Regions from separate parts of the Homo sapiens genome. Here region 1 is linked to region 2. A link is a loop called in an ENCODE intact Hi-C map of the cell type or tissue named here. Cell type or tissue: heart right ventricle. All regions are shown on one strand. Each heading gives the region's core, and the rest is flanking DNA. Links, peaks and the distances in the headings are about the cores only.

Evidence for each region. A loop is a pair of places that touch in the nucleus more often than their neighbours do. Peaks named below come from ENCODE experiments on the same cell type or tissue, not always from the same donor. Only the 100,000 strongest peaks of a DNase experiment are listed, where the experiment ranks them.
Region 1: a loop joins it to region 2, with 2.3 times the contacts of the local background. A loop is called at or near these places in 20 of 110 quality-filtered maps.

The regions. Positions count from the first base shown.
Region 1 is chr1:15,818,755-15,829,856 of GRCh38, reverse strand. It overlaps the pseudogene RPS16P1. Among named protein-coding and RNA genes, the nearest start is that of UQCRHL, 17 kb to the right of the region's middle. In heart right ventricle, for the core only: no CTCF peak of the experiment used is centred there; no DNase peak of the experiment used is centred there.
Region 2 is chr1:15,954,902-15,966,003 of GRCh38, reverse strand. The region is part of intron 2 of ZBTB17 (zinc finger and BTB domain containing 17); the gene reads left to right. LOC124903855 (a long non-coding RNA gene) reads right to left here. Exons shown (of 3, transcript XR_007065486.1): 3 at 1-11,102. Among named protein-coding and RNA genes, the nearest start is that of ZBTB17, 16 kb to the left of the region's middle. RefSeq lists enhancers at 1-71, 354-523, 3,967-4,840. In heart right ventricle, for the core only: a CTCF peak has its summit at 6,949; no DNase peak of the experiment used is centred there; H3K27ac peaks cover 760 bases.

The DNA of each region.
Region 1 (11,102 bases), core at 1,533-9,532, 140 kb after region 2:
AGGTCAACCTGTGCAACATAGCGAGACTGGTCTCTACAGCATGTTACAATTACCTGGGCGTGGTGTTGTGCGCCTTTAGTCCCAGCTACTTGGGATGCTGAGGCAGGAGGATTGCTTGTGCCTGGGAGTTTGAGGTTACAGTGAGCTATGATTGCACCACTGCACTCCCACCTGGGAACATGGTGAAACCTCGTCTCTACAAAAAATATAAAAGTTATCCAGGCATGGTGGCGTGCACCTGTGGTCCCAACTACTTGGGTGGGAGAATTGCCTGAGCCTGGGAAGTGAGTCGAGGCTGCAGTGAGCCTTGATTGAGCCACTGCACTCCAGCCTGGGTGACAGTGAGACCCTGTCTCAAAAAAAATAGAATGGTCAAGACGGGGGTATAGGATGAATGTCAAAGAGTCAGAGGAGTGTGTGGGGCAGATCTGTAGAACCTGGTAAACTGTAATAGGTTTTTATGGCTTTTAATGATATGACAGGTTTTAGAAGGATTGCCCAAAGTATTGAAAATAAGAGGCCCTGGGCCCTGTAATACCAACACTTTGAGAGGCCGAGGTGGGCGGATCACGAGGTCAGGAGATCGAGACCCTCCTGGCTAACAGGGTGAAACCCCGTCTCTACTAAAAATACAAAAACAAAATTAGCCGGGCGTGGTGGAGGGGGCCTGTAGTCCCAGCTACTCCGGAGGCTGAGGTGGGAGAATGGGTGAACCCTGGAGGCAGAGCTTGCGATGAGCCGAGATTGCGCCATTGCACTCCAGCCTGGGCAACAGAGCGAAAGTCCGTCTCAAAAAAAAAAAAAAAAAAAAAAGAGGCCCAGGGTAGAAGCAGGAGCCAAATGAATCGGCCATATCAGTAATCCAAGTGAAGGGGAGGGTGGCTTTAATGACCAAAATATATCCTGGAGATACATATAGAGAGAGAGAGAGATTTTTTTTTTTCAGATGGAGTCTTGCTCTGTCACCCAGGCTGGAGTGCAGTGGCATGATCTCGGCTCACTGCAGCCTCTGCCTCCTGGGTTCCAGCGATTCTCCTGCTTCAGCCTCCTGGGTAACTAGGATTACAGGCACATGCCACCACACCTGGCTAATTTTTGTGTTTTTTGTTTTGTTTTGTTTTTTAACTTTAAAATCCCTCAAAAACTGTTTATTATACAGGTGAATTTTGATAGTCATGATGGGCTTATCGGTAGGATTTCTGGTAGCGAGCATGGGCACCAGGGCCTCCAAACTTTTTGGACTCCCGGCAACGAGGATCAGCTACCAGCAGGGTCTGGTCATACTGGATGAGGATGTCTTTGATCTCCTTCTTGGAAGCCTCATCCACATATTTCTGGTAGTAGGCCACCAGGGCTTTGGAGATGGACTGATGGATAGCATAAATCTGGGCCACGTGACCACCACCCTTCATACGGACACAGATGTCCACACCAGCAAACCGCTCCTTGCCGAGAAGCAGAACTGGCTCCAGCAGCTTGTATTGTAGCATGCGCAGCTCAATCATCTCCAGGGGCCACCCGTTCACCTTGATGAGACCATTGCCGCGTTTGCAGTGCGCCACAGCTGTGGCTGTCTTCTTGCGTCCGAAGACCTGCACCGACTGCAGCGGGCCCTTGGTCGGCATGGCTGCGGGCGTGGACTAGAGTGAGTGTGTTTTTTTGTTTGTTTTGTTTTGTTTTTTTGTTTGAGACGGAGTCACACTCTGTCGCCCAGGCTGGAGTGCAGTGGTGCGATCTCGGCTCACTGCAACCTCCGCCTCCCAGGTTCAAGCTATTCTGCCCCAGACTCCCAAGTAGCTGGGATTACAGGCATCTACCACCACGCCTAGCTAATTTTTGTATTTTTAGTAGAGACGGGGTTTCACCATATTGGCCAGGCTGGTCTCGAACTCCTGACCTCACGTGATCTGCCTGTCTCAGCCTCCCAAAGTACAGGGATTACAGGCATGAGCCACCGCGCCTGGCCGTTTTTTTTGTTTGTTTGTTTGTTTGAAACAGGGTCTCACTCTGTCGCCGAGACTGGAGTGCAGTAGTGCAATCTCGGCTCACTGCAACCTCCGCCTTCCAGGTGCCTCAGCCTCCTGAGTAGCTGGGACAACAGGTGTGTGCTACTACTGCCTGGCTAATTTTTTTTTTTTTGAGATGGCGTGTCACTCTTGTCGCCCAGTGTGGGCGACATCATGGCTCACTGCAACCTCCACCTCCCGGGTTCAAGCGATTCTCCTGTCTCAGCCTCCCAAGTAGCTGTGATTACAGGCATGTGCCGCCACGCCTGGCTAATTTTTTGTATTTTTTAGTAGAGATGGGGTTTCACCGTGTTGGTCAAGCAGGTCTCAAATTCCTGACCTCCCAAAGTGCTGGGATTACAGGTGTGAGCCACCGGGCCCTGGATATATTTTAACAGTAAATCCAAGCAGACTTTCTGGTAGGTTGAACCTGGGATTGATAAAAAGAGGAGGCAAGGATGAGCCAAAACATTTTTTGACCTGGGCAACTAAAAGAGTTGTAATGAAGGAGGACTGGATAGAGCAGTTCTGCAGGGGAAGAGCAGAAGTTCAGTTTGGGCATGTTCAATTTGAGGTGTTTATTAGATATCAAAGGGAGACGCTGGTGGGCTATTGGATATATGGGTCTTGATTTAGGAGGAAGTTCTGGAGATGTATATTTTTATATATGCCCTTTTTGTATATTATGTATATTTGTGTGTGAGAGAGTTATCCTATATATAGCTAGCATTTAAAAGCCTCAAACCGGATGAGATCACTAACATAAATATAGAAGGAAATAGGATAAAGGAAGCCCTGAAGCACTCCACTGTTAAAAGGTCTGAGAAGAAGGTTTGCAAAGCAGGATGAGAAGGAACAACCAGTTAGGTCGGAGGATAACCAGGAAAGGGTGGTGTCCAGGAAGTCAAGAAAGTGGAGCAGGTGGCCTGGCAGGGTGGCTCACACCTGTAATCCCAGCACTGTGGGAAGCCGAGGCAGGCATATCACTTGAGGTCAGGAGTTCGAGACCAGCTGGCCAATGTGATGAAACCCTAACTCTACTAAAAAAACACAAAAATTGGCCAGGTGTGATGGCTCATGCCTGTAATCCCGGCACTTTTGGAGGCTCAGGCGGGCAGATCACCTGAGGCTGGGAGTTCGAGACCAGCCTGACCAACATGGAGAAACCCCTCTCTACTGAAAATACAAAATTAGCTGGTTGTGGTGGCGCATGCCTGTAATCCCAGCTACTTGGGAGGCTGAGGCAGGAGAATCGCTTGAACCTGGAAGGCAGAGGTTGCGGTGAGCTGAGATTGTGCCATTGCACTCCAGCCTGTGCAACAAGAGTGAAACTCCATCTCAAAAAAAAAAAAAAAAAAATTAGCTCGGCTTGGGCAGGGCTCGGTGGCTAACGCCTGTAATCCCAGCACTTTGGGAGGCCGAGGCGGGCAGATCACGAGGTCAAGAGTTCGAGACCAGCCTGACTAACATAGTGAAACCCCGTCTCTAGTAAAAATACAAAAATTAGCCGGGAATGGTGACGCACAGGAATGCTGGCTCGACAGGCTGAAGCAGGAGAATTGCTTGAACCCGGGAGGCGGAGGTTGCAGTGAGCCGAGATCGCACCACTTCACTCCAGCCTGGATGACAGAGTAAGACTCGGTCTCAAAAAAAAAAAAAAAAAAAAGTGAAGGGAATGGTCAACTATGAAATGCTGCTGAGAGATTAAGCTGAGGCATGAAAATTGAGTGTTGTATGAATAAGTGGAAGTCATGGGTGACCTTGACACAAGCTGTCTGGGTGGAGTAGGAGGCAAAAGCTTGATTGGAATGGATTGAAGAAAAAAAAAAAAAAAACAGTAAGTATGACCTTTGGAAAAGTCTGACAGTGAGGCTTAGAGGGGAAGATGCCAGAGACTGTGATGTTGGAAAGTACCTTCTGTTTTAGGAAGTTCCTGGGTCAGTGCAGCAAGAGGGAACTCAAAACCTTAGGGCTTCTGGAGGAATTGTTACACTCCCAGGATGTGGTCTCCTTCTACCCTCATATCTGCTCCATGATAACATGAATAATAAATTATTTCTTGGCTGGGAGAACTCCAGCTCAAAAGATCCTGCTGCCTCTGTCTCCCAAAGTACTAGGATTACAGGCGTGAGCCACTGTGCCCGGCTGTATTTTTCTTTACTTTTTTTTTTTTTTTTTGAGACAGAGTCACGCTCTGTCACCCAGGCTGGAGTGCAGTGGCCTGATCTCTGCTCACTGCAACCTCTGCCTCCCAGGTTCAAGTGGTTCCCCTGCCTCAGCCTCCTGAGTAGCTGGGATTACAGGCATGTGCCACCACACCCGCTTAATTGTTGTATTTTTAGTAGAGACGGGGTTTCACCATGTTGTCCAGGCTGGTCTCGAATTCCTGACCTCATGACCCACCTGCCTTGGCCTTCCAAAGTGCTGGGATTACAGGCGTGAGCCACCGCACCCAGCCATAATTTTCTTTTTAAAAGACTTTCTTCCCCCATATTGGACCCTGCTCTAGTTCTACCACATCCCAGTGAACAACAGTGAAATAAAAAGATTGTCTACGTGCTTAATTTGAAAACGTGGGTTGGGCACGGTGGCTCACACCTGTAATCCCAGCACTTTGGGAGGCCGAGATGGGTGGATTGCCTGAGGTCAGGAGTTCAAGACCAGCTTGGCCAACCCGGTGAAACCCCATCTCTAATAAAATACAAATATTAAGGTTGGTCGCGGTGGCTCATGCCTGTAATCCTAGCACTTTGGGAGGCTGAGGCAGGCAGATCACCTGAGGTCTGGAATTCAAGACTAGCCTGACCAACATGGAGAAACCCCGTCTCTACTAAAAATACAAAATTAGCTGGGCGTGGTAGCTCATGCCTGTAATCCCAGCTACTCGTGGGGCTAAGGCAGGAGAATCACTTGAACCCAGGAGGTGGAGGTTGCAGTGAGCTGAAATCGTGCCACTGCACTCCAGCCTGGGTGACAGAGTGAGACTCCGTCTCAAAAAAAAAAGAAAAAAAGGAAAACAGATATATCACTTTGGGGTCAAGCTCCACCTTCAGAATTTCATAAATTTTTTTTTTTTGAGACGGAGTCTTCCTCTGTCACCCAGGCTGGAGTGCAGTGGTGCAATCTCGGCTTATTATAGCTGCAGCCTCCCAGGTTCAAGCAATCTTCTGCCTCAGCCTCCCAAGTAGCTGGGATTACAGGCATGCGCCACCACAGGCGGCTAATTTTTTTTTTTTTTTTTTGAGACACAGTCTAGCTCTGTCACCAGGCTGGAGTGCAGTGGCGTGATCTCGGCCCACTGCCACCTCCACCTCCCAGGTTCAAGCGATTCTCCTGCCTCAGTCTTCTGAGTAGCTGGGATTACCAGCACGTGCCACTGCGCCCAAGTAATTTTTGTATTTTTAGTAGAGACAGGGTTTCACCATGTCGGCCAAGATGGTCTCTATCTCCTGACCTCGTGATCCGCCCACCTCAGCCTCCAAAGTGCTGGGATTATAGGCGTGAGCCACCGCGTCCAGCCTCATTTTTGTGTTTTTTAGTAGAGAAGGGGTTTTGCCATGTTGGCCAGGCTGGTCTCGAGCTTCTGACCTCCAGTGATCTGCCTGCCTCGGGCTTCCAAAGTGCTGGAATTAGAGGCATGAGCCACCCAACCCAGCTCACCTTCAGAATTCTATGTACTGATAAATATAATCAAAAGTCAAGTCCAGGCTCGGTGGCTTACCCCTGTAATCCCAGCACTTTGGGAGGCCAAGGCAGGTGGATAACCTGAGGTCAGGAGTTCAGGGCCAGCCTGGCCAACATAGTGAAACCCCATCTCTACTAAAAACACAAAAAATTTCCTGGGTATGGTGGCACGCCCCTGTAATCCCAGCTGCTCCGGAGGCTAAGGCAGGAGAATTGCTTGAACCCAGGAGGCAGAGGTTGCAATGAACAGAGACCACACCATTGCACTCCAGCTTGGAAAACAAAAGTGAAACTCCCACTCAAAAAAAAAAAAAAAAAAAAAAACAAGTCAAAATGTGTATTTTCTTTTTTTAATCATCCGGCTCAGCCTCCTGAGTAGCTGGGACTACAGGTGATGCCACTACACCCGGCTAATATTTTGTATTTTTGATAGAGATGGGGCTTCTCCATGTTGCCCAGGCTGGTCTCCAACTTCTGAGATCAGATGATCCACTCACCTGGGCCTCCCAAAGTGCTAGGATTACAGGCGTGAGTCACTGTGCTTGGCCAATTTGTATTTTCAATGTATTACTTTATCATTCTTTATTGGAACATGTGATTAAATACAGATATAAAGTATCATGTATATTTTATCCTGCAACATTTATGCCTAATAGCTATTGAAGCTTTTTTTTTTTTTTTTTTTTTTGAGATGGAGTTTCACTCTTGTTGACCAGGCAGGAGTGCAATGGCACGATCTCTGCTAACTGAAACCTCCACCTCCAGGATTCAAGCAATTCTCCTGCCTCAGCTTCCTGAATAGCTGGGATTACAGGCATGCGCCATCACGCTGGGCTAATTTTGTATTTTTAGTAGAGATGGGGTTTCTCCATGTTGGTCAGGCTGGTCTCGAACTCCTGACCTCAGGTGATCCCCCTGCCTCAGCCTCCCAAAGTGTAGGGATTACAGATGTGAGCCACCGTGCCCAGCCAACAATTTTTTTTTTTTTTTTTTTTTTGAGATGGAGTCTTGTCACTCTGTCGCCCAGGCCGGAGGGTGATGGTGTGATCTTGGCTCACTGCAGCCTCAACCTCTAGGGTTCAAGCCATTCTCCTGCCTCAGCCTCCCAAGTAGCTTGGACTATAAGCATGTGCCACCACACCCAGCTAATTTTTGTATTTTTGGTAGAGGTGGGGTTTCACCATGTTGGCCAGGCTGGTCTGGAACTCCTGACCTCAGGTGATCTGCCCGCCTTGGCCTCCTAAAGTGCTGGAATTACTGGCGTGAGCCACTGCGCCCAGCCCACAATTTTTTATTTTTTGATATTTGTCACTTTGGATGAAGCCTAGCAGTAGTATATGGTTAAGTGTACATTTTCTAATTATTTATGAAATGTTGCTCTCCAGCTTATGTAGAATAAGGTCTTCACCTGTTTTTCCTTTGTCCTAGCACACACTATACTTCTGTCATTTACATTGATTTATACTGGTAGTGATTGAGGGATTGGATTCAATTTTGGGGCATTGGGAGGCAGATGTTGCAGTGAGCTAAGATCACACCACTGCACTCCAGCCTGGGGGACAGGGAGAAATTGGGGGTGGTTGAGGAAAGCTGTCTTCTGAAATGGAATATCAGGATTTCGAGGGATTCTGAGATATCCCTTGAATTACCTACTTCGTGGGACCTTTCTCACTCCTCCTAAGAATCACTGATGTGGAACTTAAAATACAGCTGAGGAAAAATCATTTCTTTTCTTTTTTTTTTTTTGAGACGGAGTCTCGCTCTGTCGCCCAGGTCACAGAGTGCAGTGGTGTGATCTCGGCTCACTGCAAGCTCCGCCTCCCGGGTCCACGCCATTCTCCTGCCTCAGCCTCCGGAGTAGCTGGGATTACAGGCGCCCGCCACTAGGCCCGGCTAATTTTTTTGTATTTTTAGTAGAGACGGGGTTTCACCGTGTTACCCAGGATAGTCTCGATCTCCTGACCTCGTGATCCACCCGCCTCGGCCTTCCAAAGTGCTGGGATTACAGGCGTGAGCCACCACGCCCGGCCCGGAAAAGATCATTTCTTTAACAAACTAGTTTAGATGTATTTCTGATGGTATTAATGCATTAGTTACATGTAGAGTATATGTCATGAAAATTCTACTTCCTGGAGAGTATTAAATTTTAAGAAAGTTTTGGCCGGGCGCGGTGGCTCACGCCTGTAATCCCAGCACTTTGGGAGGCCGAGGTGGGCAGATCACGAGGTCAGGAGATTGAGACCATTCTGTGAATGGTGAAACCCCGTCTCTACTAAAAATACAAAAAATTAGCTGGGCGTGGTGGCGGGCCCCTGTAGTCCCAGCTACTCGGGAGGCTGAGGAGGGAGAATGGCGTGAACCCGGGAGGCGGAGCTTGCAGTGAGCCGAGATCGCACCACTGCACTCCAGCCTGGGCGCCAGAGCGAGACTCTGTCTCAGAAAAAAGAAAAAGAAAAAGAAAGTTAGTTTTGGGGTTTTTTTGAGATGGAGTCTCGCTCTGTCGCTCAGTCTGGAGTGCAGTGGCACAATCTCAGCTCACTTCAACCTCTGCTTCCTAGTTTCTTTCTTTTTTTTTTTTTTGAGATGGAGTCTCCCTCTGTCACCAAGCTGGAGTGCAGTGGCACGATCTTGGTCCACTGCAACCTCCGCCTCCCAAGTTCAAGCGATTCTCCTGCCTCAGCCTCCTAAGTAGCTGGGACTACAAGTGCACACCACTACGCCCAGCTAATTTTTGTATTTTTAGTAGAGACGGGTTTCACCATGTTGTCCAGGATGGTCTCGATCTCTTGACCTCATGATCCACCTGCCTCGGCCTCCCAAAGTGCTGGGATTACAGGCATGAGCCACCGTGTCCCGTGCCTCCTGCTTTCAAGTGACTCTCCTGCCTCAGTCTCCCGAGTAGCTGGGACTACAGGCACATGCCAGGATGCCTGGCTAATTTTTGTATTTTTAGTAGAGACAGGGTTTCGCCATGTTGGCCCGGCTGGTCTCGAACTCCTGGCCTCAAGTGATCTGCCCACCTCATCCTCCCAAAGTGCTGGAATTATAGGCGTGAGTCACTGTGTCTGGCCTTAAGAAAGATTTCTCTCTCCTTTCAAAAGAAGATAAACAAGTAAGTACAGTATCCATTATATTGGGGACATTGAAACCCTGTGTACAAATATGCTGGATGTTTTCAGTTTTTTTTTTTTTTTTTTTTGAGACAGGGTCTTGCTCTGTCACCCAGCAGTGATGTGATCATGGCTCACTGCAGCTTTTAACTCCTGGGTACAAGGGATCCTCCCCTCTCTGCCTCAGCCTCCCAGGTGTCTGTGAATACAAGAGCATGCCACCACCCCCGGCTAATTTTAAAATTTTTTGTAGAGACAGGGTCTCACTGTGTTGCCCAGTCTGGGAGTAGGGAATGGATGTGGGTTGGAGAGTGGAAAGAATTGACAGGATGACCTGAGCCCTGAAGTAGGAGGGAAGGGCTGCATAAGCAAAGGAACTGGCTTTCGATAGTTCAGCTAGTAGAGGACTGGAGGATGGAATGTATGGGGGCAGATGCTGGCAAGCAAATGTGGTTGAGCAAGTCCATGCCAGAAATGCCACAAATTTACCAAGAGACAGAGTCAAGATAATTATCTATGCTGGCTGGGCACCATGGTTCACGCCTGTAATCCCAACACTTTGGGAGGCCAAAGCAGGTGGATCACCTGAGGTCAGGAGTTCAAGACCAGCCTGGCCAACATGGTGAAACCCCATCTCTACCAAAAAAAAAAAAAAAATACAAAAATTAGCTGGGCGTGGTGGCGCATGCCTGTAGTCTCAGCTACTCAGGAGGCTGAGGAAGGAGAATTGCTTGAACCTGGGAGGTGGAGGTCGCAGTAAGCCGAGATCACGCCATTGCAGTCCAGCCTTGGCGACAGAGCGAGACTCCGTCTCAAAAAAAAAAAAAAAATCTATGCTTCATTTTTCCAAATTAAGATAGAAAAAATGATAGAATACACCAGTCAAAATGATTGGATTCACCTTCTGTGTTCTTGGGCAAGTTACATAAACATTTTTGTAGGGTCTTGGTGTGTTTTCTTTTTGTCTGAATGGTCATCTTCTAGACTAGTGCCTGGCAAACAGTAGTTGCTCGACAAATATTCATTGAGTTAATTTTAGAAATTTATTAAATCTATTAAGTATATATAACACATCTACCCCACAGGATTGTTTTGAACATTCAATCAAATCAGATAATAGATGTAAACGTGCTTTATAATCTGAGAAATACTATTTAAACTGTTTATGTTAATATGAGGATAAAGTCCACTGAGTTTTTTTACTTCTTTTTTTTTTTTTTGTGACAGAGTCTCGCACTGTCGCCAGCGCTGGAGTGCAGTGGCGTGATCTCAGCTCACTGCAACCTCCACCTCCCGGATTCAAACGATTCTTCTGCCTCAGCCTCCCAAGTAGCTGGGATTACAGATGCCCCCCACCACGCCCAGCTAATTTTTTGTATTTTTAGTAGAGATGGGGTTTCACTATCTTGGCCAGGCTGGTCTCAAACTCCTGACCTCGTGATCTGCTCGCCTCGGCCTCCCAAAGTGCTGGGATTACAGGCATGAGCCACCACGCCCGGCTTTTTTTACTTCTTTTCTTTTTTTTGTTTTTGAGACAGAGTCTCGCTCTGTCGCCCAGGCTGGAGTGCAGTGGCACAATCTTGGCTCACTGCAAGCTCCGCCTCCCGGGTTCACACCATTCTCCTGCCTCAGCCTCCCGAGTAGCTGGGACTACAGGCGCCCACCACCATGCCCAGCTAATGTTTTGTATTTTTAGTAGAGATGGGGTTTCACCGTGTTAGCCATGATGGTCTCAATCTCCTGACCTTGTGATCCACATGCCTCGGCCTCCCAAAGTGCTGGGATTACAGGCGTGAGCCACCATGCCCGGCTTTTTTATTTCTTAAATGGATTTTTTTAAAAGCATAGAGGAATACACCAAGACTCTAATGATTCTGTCAACTGCTTTGAAATTCATGGATGGAGTATAATAATATTTTACAAAATAGTTTTGCCCTATAAAACCATATAGTATTACAGAACTGTCTGTGTTGTTTTTTTGTTTGTTTGTTTTTTGAGATAAAGTCTCACTCTGTCACCCAAGCTGGAGCACAGTGACACAATCTCGGCTCACTGCAACCTCCACCTCCTGGGTTCAAGTGATTCTCCTGCCTCACCCTCCTGAGTAGCTGGGATTACAGGTGTGCGCCACCACGCCCGGCTCATTTTTTTTGTATTTTTAGTAGAGACAGGGTTTAACCATTTTGGCCAGGCTGGTCTTAAACTCCTGACCTCAAATGATCCTCCCCTCTCGGCCTCCCAAAGTGCTGGGATTACAGGCGTGAGCCACTGCACCTGGCCCTATAGAACTGTTAAAAGCATA
Region 2 (11,102 bases), core at 2,035-10,034:
AGAAACATCTTCCATGTACCCATTACCCAGTTTCCAAAAAGAACTTACTGTTACCTTTGGAGTCCCCTGTGTCCCCTCCCTGATCTCACCCGGCCCAAGTCATCCCTGAGTTTTGCTTTTATCACTCTTGCTTTTCTTTATAGTTTTACCATGTGTTTGTATTGCTAAACAATGTACCGTTTAATTCTGCAGGTTTTTGAACTTAATATAATCATATTGTTTTCTTCAGTGCCTTGACATTAATCCACGTTGCATAGAGTGGTATTTCATTTTCACAGATGAATAATGTTCCATTGTATGAGAATTTATTTATCCTTTCTATTACTGGTGGACATTTGGGTTGTTTCCAGTATTTTGCTGAGACAAACAGTGCCACTGTTCACATTCCCGGGACATGTATGCACAGCCTCTCCAGGGACTGCAGCTGGGAGTGGAGTCACAGGGTATGTGCGTCTTCAACTTAACAAATAATGCCAAGTTGTTGCCAAAACTGTTTCCCCAGTTTACCCTTCAACAATTCCGTTTGCCTCATATCCTCTCAACAATGGTATTTTCAGACTTCAACATTTTTACTAATCTGGTGGGCGTACAATGACATCTCATGTGGTTTTGATTTGCATTTTCCTGGTTCTGAGTTGGGCATCTTTTCGTTGCTTACTGATCATTCAGATTTCATCTTCTCGGAAACAACAGATTGTCTTGCTCATTTTTCTATTGGGTGGTTTGTAGACATTTTGTTAGTTTTTTGTTTTTTATTTCTTATTTTGGATACTAATTCTTTGTCAGTTATATGTGTTATAACTACCTACTTCCAGTTTGTGGCTTGTCTTTTCACTGTAGGATATTGTTTTTTGTTTTTGATGAGCAGAAATTCTTTTTTTTTTTTTTTTGATACGGAGTCTCACTCTGTTGCCCCGGCTGGAGTGCAGTGGCGCGATCTCAGCTCACTGCAAACTCCGCCTCCCAGGTTCAAGCGATTCTCCTGCCTCAGCCTCCTGAGTAGCTGGGATTACAGATGCGTGCCACCACGCCTGGCTAATTTTTTTTTATTTTTAGTAGACGGGGTTTCAGCATCTTGGCCAGGCTGGTCTTGAACTCCTGACCTCATGATCCACCCATCTCGGCCTCCCAAAGTGCTGGGATTATAGGCGTGAGCCACCGTGCCCGGCCTGTTCTCTGTTTAAATACCACACTGACTTGTAAAATACATCATTTTAGAAAACTGGTGAACTGGTGTCTAGTAAATCCTTGGCCCATTGCTCTTCCATTTTCATTTTATTTTTTTCTGAGACAGGGTCTCGCTCTGTCACCCAGGCTGTAGTGCAGTGGTGTGATCTTGGCTCACTACAGCCTTGACCTCCCAGGCTTAAGCTATCCTTCCGCCTCAGCCTCCCAAGTAGCTGAGACTAGAGGCACACGCCACCACGCTCAGCTATTTTTGTCTTTTTTGTAGAGACAGGGTTTCACCATGTAGCCCAAGCTAGTCTTGAATTCCTGGGCTCAAGCAATCCTCCCACCTCAGCCTCCCAACGTGTTGGGATTACAGGCGTGAGCCATCTTGCCTGGCCCCATTGTCATGTTAGATTACATTTGTCAAATGCCATAAAAATTGTTGGTATGTTTTATTAGAATTTGCATTGAGTTTATAATATATAAATTTGGGTAGAGCTGACATTTTTATGATGTTGAGTCATCTGATCCATAAATGTGGTATAGCTTTCAATTTACATAACTTATCAAAGTCTAAATTTAGTCAGTGTCTTTATACCTTACTCTCAAACAGTGAGGACCTGAGAACACTTTAATTGCTATCACTTTCTCTTCCACTTTTATTCTGTGGGTGTGCATTTTAGTTCTTTTTAAACCTTTTTTTTTTTTTCTCTCTAGAGACAGGGTCTCGCTGTTGTCCAGGCTGGAGTGCCGTGGCACAATCGCAGCTTACTGCAGCCTGGACCTTCTAGGATTATGCAATCCTCCTGCCTCAGCTTCTCGAGTAGCTGGGATCACAGGCACTCGCCACCACACCCTGCTAATTTTTACTTTTTACTTTTTTTTTTTTGGTAAAGACAGGGTCTCTTTTGGTAAAGACAGGCTGGTCTTGAACTCCTGGGCTCAAGCACTCCTCCTGCTTTGGCCTCCCAAAGTGCTAGGATTAGAGGTGTGAGCCACTGTGCCAGTCCTTTTACAACTTTTATGAGCATCATTAGTTCAGCATTTGTTTAGGTTTGCTCACTTATATATATACTACTTTCATTGTTCTTCCTTCCTTCTTGCATTTAATACTTTTCTTTCTGGGATCACTTTCATCTGCCTGAAATATGTGTTTCATAAGGTGTAAATTTGGGCTGTAGTCCTTTTGGGGGACTGCTAATCATTATACATTCTCAGGGAAGATTTTTCCCTCCTCTGTTCAGCACCAAGATTTGATATAGGCAGTTTCTGTATTGTCTTCTTTCCACCAAGGTTCAGTGAGACCTCCCTCTGGGGATGGGGTGGAGGGTGGGGCTCAAGCTTGCCCAGTTCTGCAAATGTCTTTTCTTGAAACCTGGTTTCAAAGCTCCACTTGCTCTCTGGATTTCAACCCTTGTTTAGATGTGTTTTGACCTCTCAGTATTACTTACTGACCTATCAGTTCTTTGATACATTTTATTTTATTTTTAACTCCTCTTACTATCATTCCCAATCTTTAATGCATTTTAAAAGATGTCTTATCATTTTTAGTCAGCATTTGTGGCTGTTTGCGGTGGGAGAATTGGCCAGGGCACCTTTGCCAGAAATGGAGTTGTTTCATAGTTTTCATTTTGCAGTTCATCTGGCAGCAGCAAACTGTGAATATATTAATGCTTAGTAATGTTCACTTCTGGATTGTGTGAGTCTTTTAAAATTAATTAATTTATATATTCTTTAGAGATGGGTTCTCACTATCTTGCCCAGGGTAGTCTCAAACTCTGGGGCTCAAGCAATCTGCCTGCCTTGGCCTCCCACAGTGTTGGGATTACAAGTGTGAGCCACTGTGCCCAGCCTTGGATTTGCTTTATTTTTTTATTTTTTTTAGAAACAGGGTCTCGCTGTTGCTCAGGCTGGAGTGCAGTGGTTACTCATAGGTGCAATCAAAGCTCACTACAGCCTTGAACTCCCGGCCTCAAGTGATCCTCCTGCTTCAGCCTTTCGAGTAGCTGGGACTACAGTCATGTGCCACCGTAGCCAACCACTGCTGGGTTTTATACGATGTTTTATCGCACTCATTAGTATAAGGAAGAGAGATTGTTATGTGCCTGTGATGACAGAGAATTTGTCCATTTGGTACAGGCTCAGGATCTGTTGAACCCGGTATTCTGTTTGTCCACAGAAGTTTTGTCCTTTTCTATAGCGGAAAGGGCACAGTTTTTAGAGTGTGATGGATTTGGCCTTGAATGTGGGCAGGGCTGTGCAACCTAGGTCAGCAACAACTTCTTAAACTGTGATTTGCTCATCTGCTCAATGGGGGTGACTGTATTAGTCCCCCCTCCCAGGATCATTGTGAGCACTGGTGAGGCGGCATGAAACACTGTGCGTGCGGCACCACAGCAGCTCTGGCCCTGACTCCCTTCATGGCTGCTGTGGGTTATGGTCTATTTGCAAGGGAAGCAACCAGCCCGTGAGTTTCTCTTGCCAGTAACCTCCTCTGGAGTCTCAGCAGATGGAGCTGTTAGTAGCAAGGCTGAGTTTCCTCTCTGCACAGGGCACAGTTCCACCCACAGTCCCTTATCAGGAATCACAATTTTTATTTCATTTTATTTTATTTTTTATTTTATTCAAGATAAGGTCTCGCACTGTCACCCGAGCTGGAGCAGCAGTGCCACAATCTCAGCTCACTGCAGCCTCAACCTCCCAGGCTCAAGTGATCCTTCCACCTCAGCCTCCCGAGTGGCTGGGACCATAGACACCTGCCACCACACCCGGCTAAATTATTTTGGATTTTTTGTAGAGACGGGATCTCACCATGTTGCCCAGGCTGGTCTCCAACTCCTGAACTTAGGCAATCCTCCTGCCTCAGTCTCCCAAAGTGCTGAGATTACAGGCACGCGCCACCTCTCCCGGTTTACTGATAAAGCATATATATTAACATCGTAAAATATACTTCTCCACTGGGACCCCCACCCCATGTCGTCACCCCATGTCGTCACTAGCTGTGCCTCCGTCTCCATCCCATTCCCCCCACCTCCCTGGTCTTACTAGGACCAGGAGCCAGGTCACACTTGGGGGTGGTCTCCAGGTTTCTCTCAGAAGTTTGCACTTCAAAGCGGCTGGCGGGTGGGAGCAGCTTTGCTGATTGATCGCTGCCGCAGGTGGTAGGGATTTGAGGGGCTGGAGGTCAGCAGCGCTGTTTGTTGAAGGGCGAGCCCTGGGCCCCTGAGCCTCTCCTAATCCTCACTGGGCTGCTTCTAAAAACTCTGCTGTAGGACAGCACTTCCGCATCCGTTTTTAAAACTCACTGGAAACTGAGACATTGAGTCTTGACCACTGATTATCCAGGCCCAACTTACAGCTTCAGGATCCCCAAAATATTACTCTAAAATATTCTTACTCGTTTAGTTTTTTCCCAGTGAAGTTTTACAGAATCTTAGCTTAATCCTATTTGGAATAGGAAATATAAAATCTGATGTTGGCTTCTGCCATATGTATTTCATAGTTGGTGTTTATATCCTATACAGTTAATGTTCATAGTTGGAAATCTTAAAGATAATACTGTAGGGAAAGTTTTAAATGGAAAAAAGTCTGCTAACTGCTAGGTAAATGCCTCATTTTAATTGTCACACTGTATCTGTTATACTTCGAATGCATGGCAGCCTCATTAATGAAATCATTCATTCATTTATTCAACATTTCTTAAATCTTTTTTCTTTTTTTGAGACGGGGTCTCACTCTGTTGCCCAGGCTGGAGTGCAGTGGTGCAATCACTGCTCACTGCAGCGTTGACCTTGTGGGCTTAAGTGATCCTCCCGCCTCTGCCTCCCAAGTAGCTGGGACCACAGGCATGCACCAGCACGCCTGGCTAATTTTTGTATTTTTTTCTGGAGATGGGGTCTCACCATGTTGCCCAGGCTGGAGCATGTATTACATCTTAACACTACAAGGGACCTTGGCAGTTACCTAATCCTAATGAGGATACAAACCCAGAAAAAGTCAGTCACACTTGAAGAGCCTGTGCACACATGGAAGTCCAGCTACATCCATTTCCAGTTCTTACTTAACCTGCTTTTTTCTTTTGGCTTGAATTCTTGATCTTCAAGAGCATCATGGGCCATCCGGCCCTTCCTTTGTGATTGTTCTTCTTCCTCAGTGAGAGCCTCTTTGCTCCTGCAGTCCTTGTGTCCTTTGTAGAAAGAAGGTGGCGGTTACCATCAAGTATTAAGCATTTATGCCTTTGATTCTGATTCCTGTCGAGTGGAGTAAGCACTGCAGTGTGGGGGGCCTTTTCCTGGTCTTTTTTCAGGTTGAAACTTGATGGGTGCCCTGATTACTGATGAGATTTTTACATCCGTTTTCAGAAGATAGGATAAGGATGACAGCATTGGGCTCTCTTCTTTCTATATAGTTTTTTTCTTTTTTAAAAAATTAAGAACAAGTTCAAGCCAAATGTTTTCTATAATTTATCAGCCTTGCTGGCTTGGGTTTATATGTAATGATAGAATGATGATGGCCAGCAGTAGCTTTATGAAGAAGAAACTTTTGTCATCATCTCCATTTTACAGAAGAGGAATTGAGGTGCAGAGATTGTGCCTGCAGAGATTGTGCAGAGTTAAGTGCCTGCCTGAGGCACTTAACTAGCTTCGGCTGGATTTGGAGGTAGGAGTGTTTTAACTGGGTCCTGGGAGCAGCAAGCCCCCCACAGTTGCGTGTTGAATTGCGTGTGCATGTGTCCCTGGGAGAAGGACTTCAGTGTCGTCGCAGTGTCAGGGGGCTTCCTCTGTTTGAGCACGAGGACACCAGCTGTGGTGCTCGGGGCGTCCCCTCAAGGAATTTCTGCTCATATTGTTTTCCTGAGTGATACATTGATTCTCTGTGCACATTACCACAATTTTCCATTTCCCTCATGAGAAATTTTTTCCTTTGAGAAGTTTTCAGTCACTAGGTCTTGTAGAAAATGTCTTAAAGATTTTATGATAGATAGAAATAAAGGACTTAGGTCTCTGACTTTGCAGGCATTTATTTTCTTTCTTTCTTTTCTGTCTTTTTTATTTTTATTTTTTGACAGAGTTTTGCTCTGTTGCCTATGCTGGAGTGCAGTGGTGTGATCATAGCTTGCTGCAGCCTCAAAACTCCTGGGCTTAAGTGATCCTCCCACCTCAGCCTCCCAGATAGCTGGGACCTCCCTCCCTCCCTTCCTCTCCTCCCTCTCCTCCCTCCTTCCCTCTGTCTACTCTCTCCCTCTCCTCCTTCTCTTCCCTGTTGCTTCCTCCTTTCCTCCCTCCCTCTCCTCCCTCCCTTCCTCCCTCCCTCCCTCCCTCCCTCTCCTCCCTCTTCCTTCCCTTCCCTCCTCTTTTTCTCTCCATTGTTCTTTAGCTTTCTCAGTTTTAATTTTTTAATAGATAGTGTTTACAAGTGGTGAAACAGCACAGAAAGGATATATAGTGAAAAGTTGAGCTCCTTCCCCACTTCCCCTGCTCCCCTGAGGGGCTTCTCTTTACCAGTTTTGTGTATACCCTACAGAAATGTGGACGTTGTCTTTTAAAAATAAGTAAAATGTGTACATTCTTAGCCTGGGCTCATAGTTTTGGACAAATGGCATGGCCCACCTTCCACTGGGAAGGGTCAGGTACTAAATTTTAAGAGACTTTGAGCTACTCCAAGAAGAGGTGCTTAAAACTTTTAGAGGATTTAATAGTATTTAGTGGGAAGGCCACTGGTTCAGGCTGCCAGAAAGAATCATGTAAGTGTGTGTTGGATTCTTGGCACCAGCTAAACCCTTCTAGGGCCACCTGGGGGTGACATCATCCCATTTTTCCTATCCCAAGGGTCCAGCCCAGTGGGACTTCATCTCCCCCTTTCAAGTCCCAGTGTGACTCCTGACTGCCAAGGTTGTCACTGAGGCCTGGTGTGGTGGTCCCAGCCCAAGTGCCTAGCCCCAGCCTGGCCCTCCAGCTGTGTTTCCCATCACTTTGTCCCCTCCCTCCTGTGTGCTGGGGCATGATCCCCCTTCTCCACCTGGCCCCTCAGCCATCATTGCTTATGCTGTCCCCTGCCCAAAGGTCTTTCTTGCCTTCGTCTGTCTTTAGGTGTGGTCACGTCGTCCCAGGCTGGCGCTTCGGCAGCCCCCATTCAGCACTCATCACACTGTCCTTCTGCCCCAGTGAAGGTCAAGGGGCTGGGGCTCAGACCCAGCCTTATCCCAGGGCCCCTGGCACTTTGCAGTGGACTTTGAAGTAAACCTCCACTCCACCATCCCCTCAGCCCACCAGTTATGGAGATTGGACCCCCGAATCCCTCTATATTGAAATTGAGTTCCCAGGCCTTCTGCCCTGAGTTGCTCCATAACAAAGGCCTGACGGTGGAAGGCTGCAGCCAGAGAGAAGCAACACCTGTGTGTTTTTTTTTTTTTTTTTTTGGTCGTATTGGACCAGGCTGTGGCTCTGTTAGCTTCCGTCAGCCGCCTTCCCAAGGCTTTGGCCAGCTGCTGTCCTGTTTGACAGGGGCCCTGTGCTCCCCTGGTGCAGGGAGGTCACTTGGGATCATCTGGTTTGTTTTTGTTTTATTAGTTCATCATTTCCCTTTTGTTTTAACTGTGTTTCAGTCACAGAGCTGTGTTAGAGAAGTAATATCTAGTTCTACTTTTGCCAATATTTGGGCAACACTTCCTATCTGCTAGTTGTCTCATTGCACACTCGTATTTATGGTGGTTTTCCTATTTTACAGGTGAGCAATCTAAAACTCAGAGATGCTTGCCTGAGGTCACTGTGTTAAGTTTGGAGCTGGGATTCTGAGTCCATTGGTTTCTTCTCTTGTTTATCCAATACCTGCTTCCATGGATATCTTGTTCCACCTTGTGGCTTTAATTACCGTCTCTACAAGCAGACATCTCAGCTGTAATTGGCCAGAACAGAACTCTGATTCCCCCCACGGAGTCTCCTCCTGCCACTCCTCCTCCTCTCAGGAAGCGGCACCGCCACTGGGCCAGTGTCTCCGGGCACAGATCTTAGTGTCATCCTTGACTCCTTTCCTTCTGTCACAACGCACATCTGCTTGATCAGCTAATGGTGTTGGCTCTGCCAAAACATATTCCTAATATAACCTCTTCTCGCCTGTTTTCTACCTCCTTGGTGAGGCCACTGCTGTCTCTTCTCTACTGTAGTAGCCTAACTGGGGCCCCTACTAAGCCTCCTTGCGGTCTGTCTTTGCACTGCAGTCAGAGGGGCCTTTTAGGAACCTCACTCTTCTGCTCTTTTCTGTCACTCTTCGTCACTCCCAAGGCATCCCAGTGCACTTAGAAGAAATCCAAAGTCCGCTGTGTCCCTGAGACCCTGGGCGAGCTCAGCCCCTGCTGCTGTCATTCTCATGCACACCTGCTCCTCTCCAGATACACCGGCCCCTGTGCCACACACCTCCTCCTCTCCACACACACCGGCCCCTGTGCCACACACCTCCTCCTCTCCACACACACCGGCCCCTGTGCCAAAGTCATGCCCGCCTCAGGGTTTTTGCATCTGCTCTTCTCATGTCTGTGATGGTCCCTGGGCATACAGTGGCCTAGCTCCCTCTTAAACCTCATTCAGGTCTTTGCTTAAATGCCACCTCCTCTGAGGTCCCCCTTGCCTCCTTTATTTTTACTTTTTTTTTTTTTTTTTGAGATGGAGTCTCTCACTGTCACCCAGGCTGGAGTGCAGTGGCACGATCTTGGCTCACTGCAACCTCTGCCTCCCAGGTTCAAGCATTCTCCTGCCTCAGCCTCTTGAGTAGCTGGGATTACAGGCACCCACCACCATGCCCGGCTAATTTTTTATATTTTTAGTAGAGATGGGGTTTCACTATGTCGGCCAGGCTGGTCTTGAACTCCTGACCTCGTGATCCACCCGCCTCAGCGTCCCAAAGTGCTGGGATTACAGGCGTGAGCCACTGTGCCCGGCCGCCTCCTTTCTTAAATAGTAAATAGCCCCTGCCTCTCGATCTGCTCAGCTTGCTTTAGTTTCTCCACAGCACTTGGTAGCTGCCATTGTTTATTATACCCATTTATTACCTGTCTTCCCCACTCAGTTTGAAGTTCTAACATAGTACCTAGGACAAACACAAGGTAGACTCTCATTAGACATTTGTGAAATTCATTAGTCCTCTCTCTCTATGTATCTGTTTCCTAATTTATAGGCTGAGCACCCCTAAAGGGCAATGCAATAATTATGAGTAGATGAGCAGCTGTATCACCCCACTGATTTTCTCTATATTGGGGAAATTTCTCATCCATGTACATAGAATTGTTGCTTAAATGCCTTTGTGATTAATGGAATGGACATTCACTTTTTCATAGTGGCTTTTTTCTATTATTTTATCAGTTAACAAGCACCAGAAGTACAACTGTCATTTCATAAGGGTCTAGGAAATACTTTGACATTGTGTTAGTCATTCTCAAAAAAGCCAGGGATCTCTGCTCTCAACAGGCCTGTTCCCTACTTGATCTGTAACCACTTGAAAGCAGGGTTCTGGGTAATGTGCTATAAACAGCTGTAAGGAAGAAATAAGAAGTAGCCCCACCTTGCAGTGAGTTTATTAAACTGGTAGGAGAGAGGAGGTGACACACTGTGTCATTTAAGGTGGTGTCAGTGCCATTGCTTGACACTTGGGAAGTATTTGTGGCTGATGGGTGTGTGTGCCTTGGGGAATGATCAGGTACTGCCCAAGTCCCAGATGTCGTGATTTTGTCTTTTTGGCAGGAAGGCCCCTTAATTTACCCTGTGTTGAGCTTTACAAGTCCCTGGTATGCGTACTAGCACAGTGGATTCTAAGCTGGCCTGGGCTGCTGGAATCCTGGACAGCTCTTTTTCAGGGCCTGCCAGCCTTCCCTTTTGTGCATAGTCCTAGAGCAGTGGGGTCCATCAGGGATCAGGCAGAGGGGTGTCTGCCCCCTCAAAAGTGTGGCTAAACTTTAGTTGTGGATGTTGATAGGGTCTCCCTCTGTCACCTAGGCTGGAGTGCAGTGGTGCAGTCATAGCTCACGCCCAGCTAATATTCTAATTTTTATTTTGTAGACATGGGGTCTCACTATGTTGCCCAGGCTGGTCTCAAGTTTCTGGCCTCTTTAAAGTGATCCTCCAGCCTTGGCCTCCCAAAGTACTAGGATTACAGGTGTGAGCCATTGCACTTGGCCTAAATCTGAAAGATAGCGGTAGTTGTATAGTTTGAAAAGCAAAGTCAGCATCATAACTGCATTTTATATTTAGACATTTTTAAGATTTAAAAAAATCTGTTTTTTTATAATACAAACTTCCGAAAATACTGCTGAACCTTGGCTGGTGGGACTGTGTAGAGATAGCAGTGATTCTTATGCTGGGAATGGGTACTCTCCAGTGGAAATATCAGAATCAGGTTGTCGGGAGGAGCCAAGATTTATATGTTTATCTAAAGGAGAAAGTGATTTTAAAAGTTTGAGAAATCCAATCTTAATACAAGAAGAGTGTTTGCTGGGTGAGGAGGAAAGTGCCAGCAGGGTTGGTTTTGTTCATTTTTGCTTCTCTGCCATGTCTTGCACTCAAAGGGATATGTTGTCAAACTGGGGTGGTTGGTGGGGTTGGGCAGGTAGGTTTCATGCTCACAAGCCTGGCCTGGTGTGAACTTCCATTTCCTTGGAAGTTTTCATTTGTTTGTTTGTTTGTTTGTTTTTGGAGACAGAGTCTCACTCTGTGGCCCAGGCTGGAGTGCAGTGGTGTGATCTTGGCTCACTGTTACCTCCGCCTCCCGGGTTCAAGTGATTCTCCTGCCTCAGCCTCCCGAGTAGCCGGGACTACAGGTGCGCACCACCACACCCAGCTAATTTTTGTATTTTTAGTAGAAATGGGCTTTGCCATGTTGGCCAGGCTGGCCTCAAACTCCTGACCTCAAGTGATCCGCCAGCCTCGGCCTCCCAAAGTGCTGGG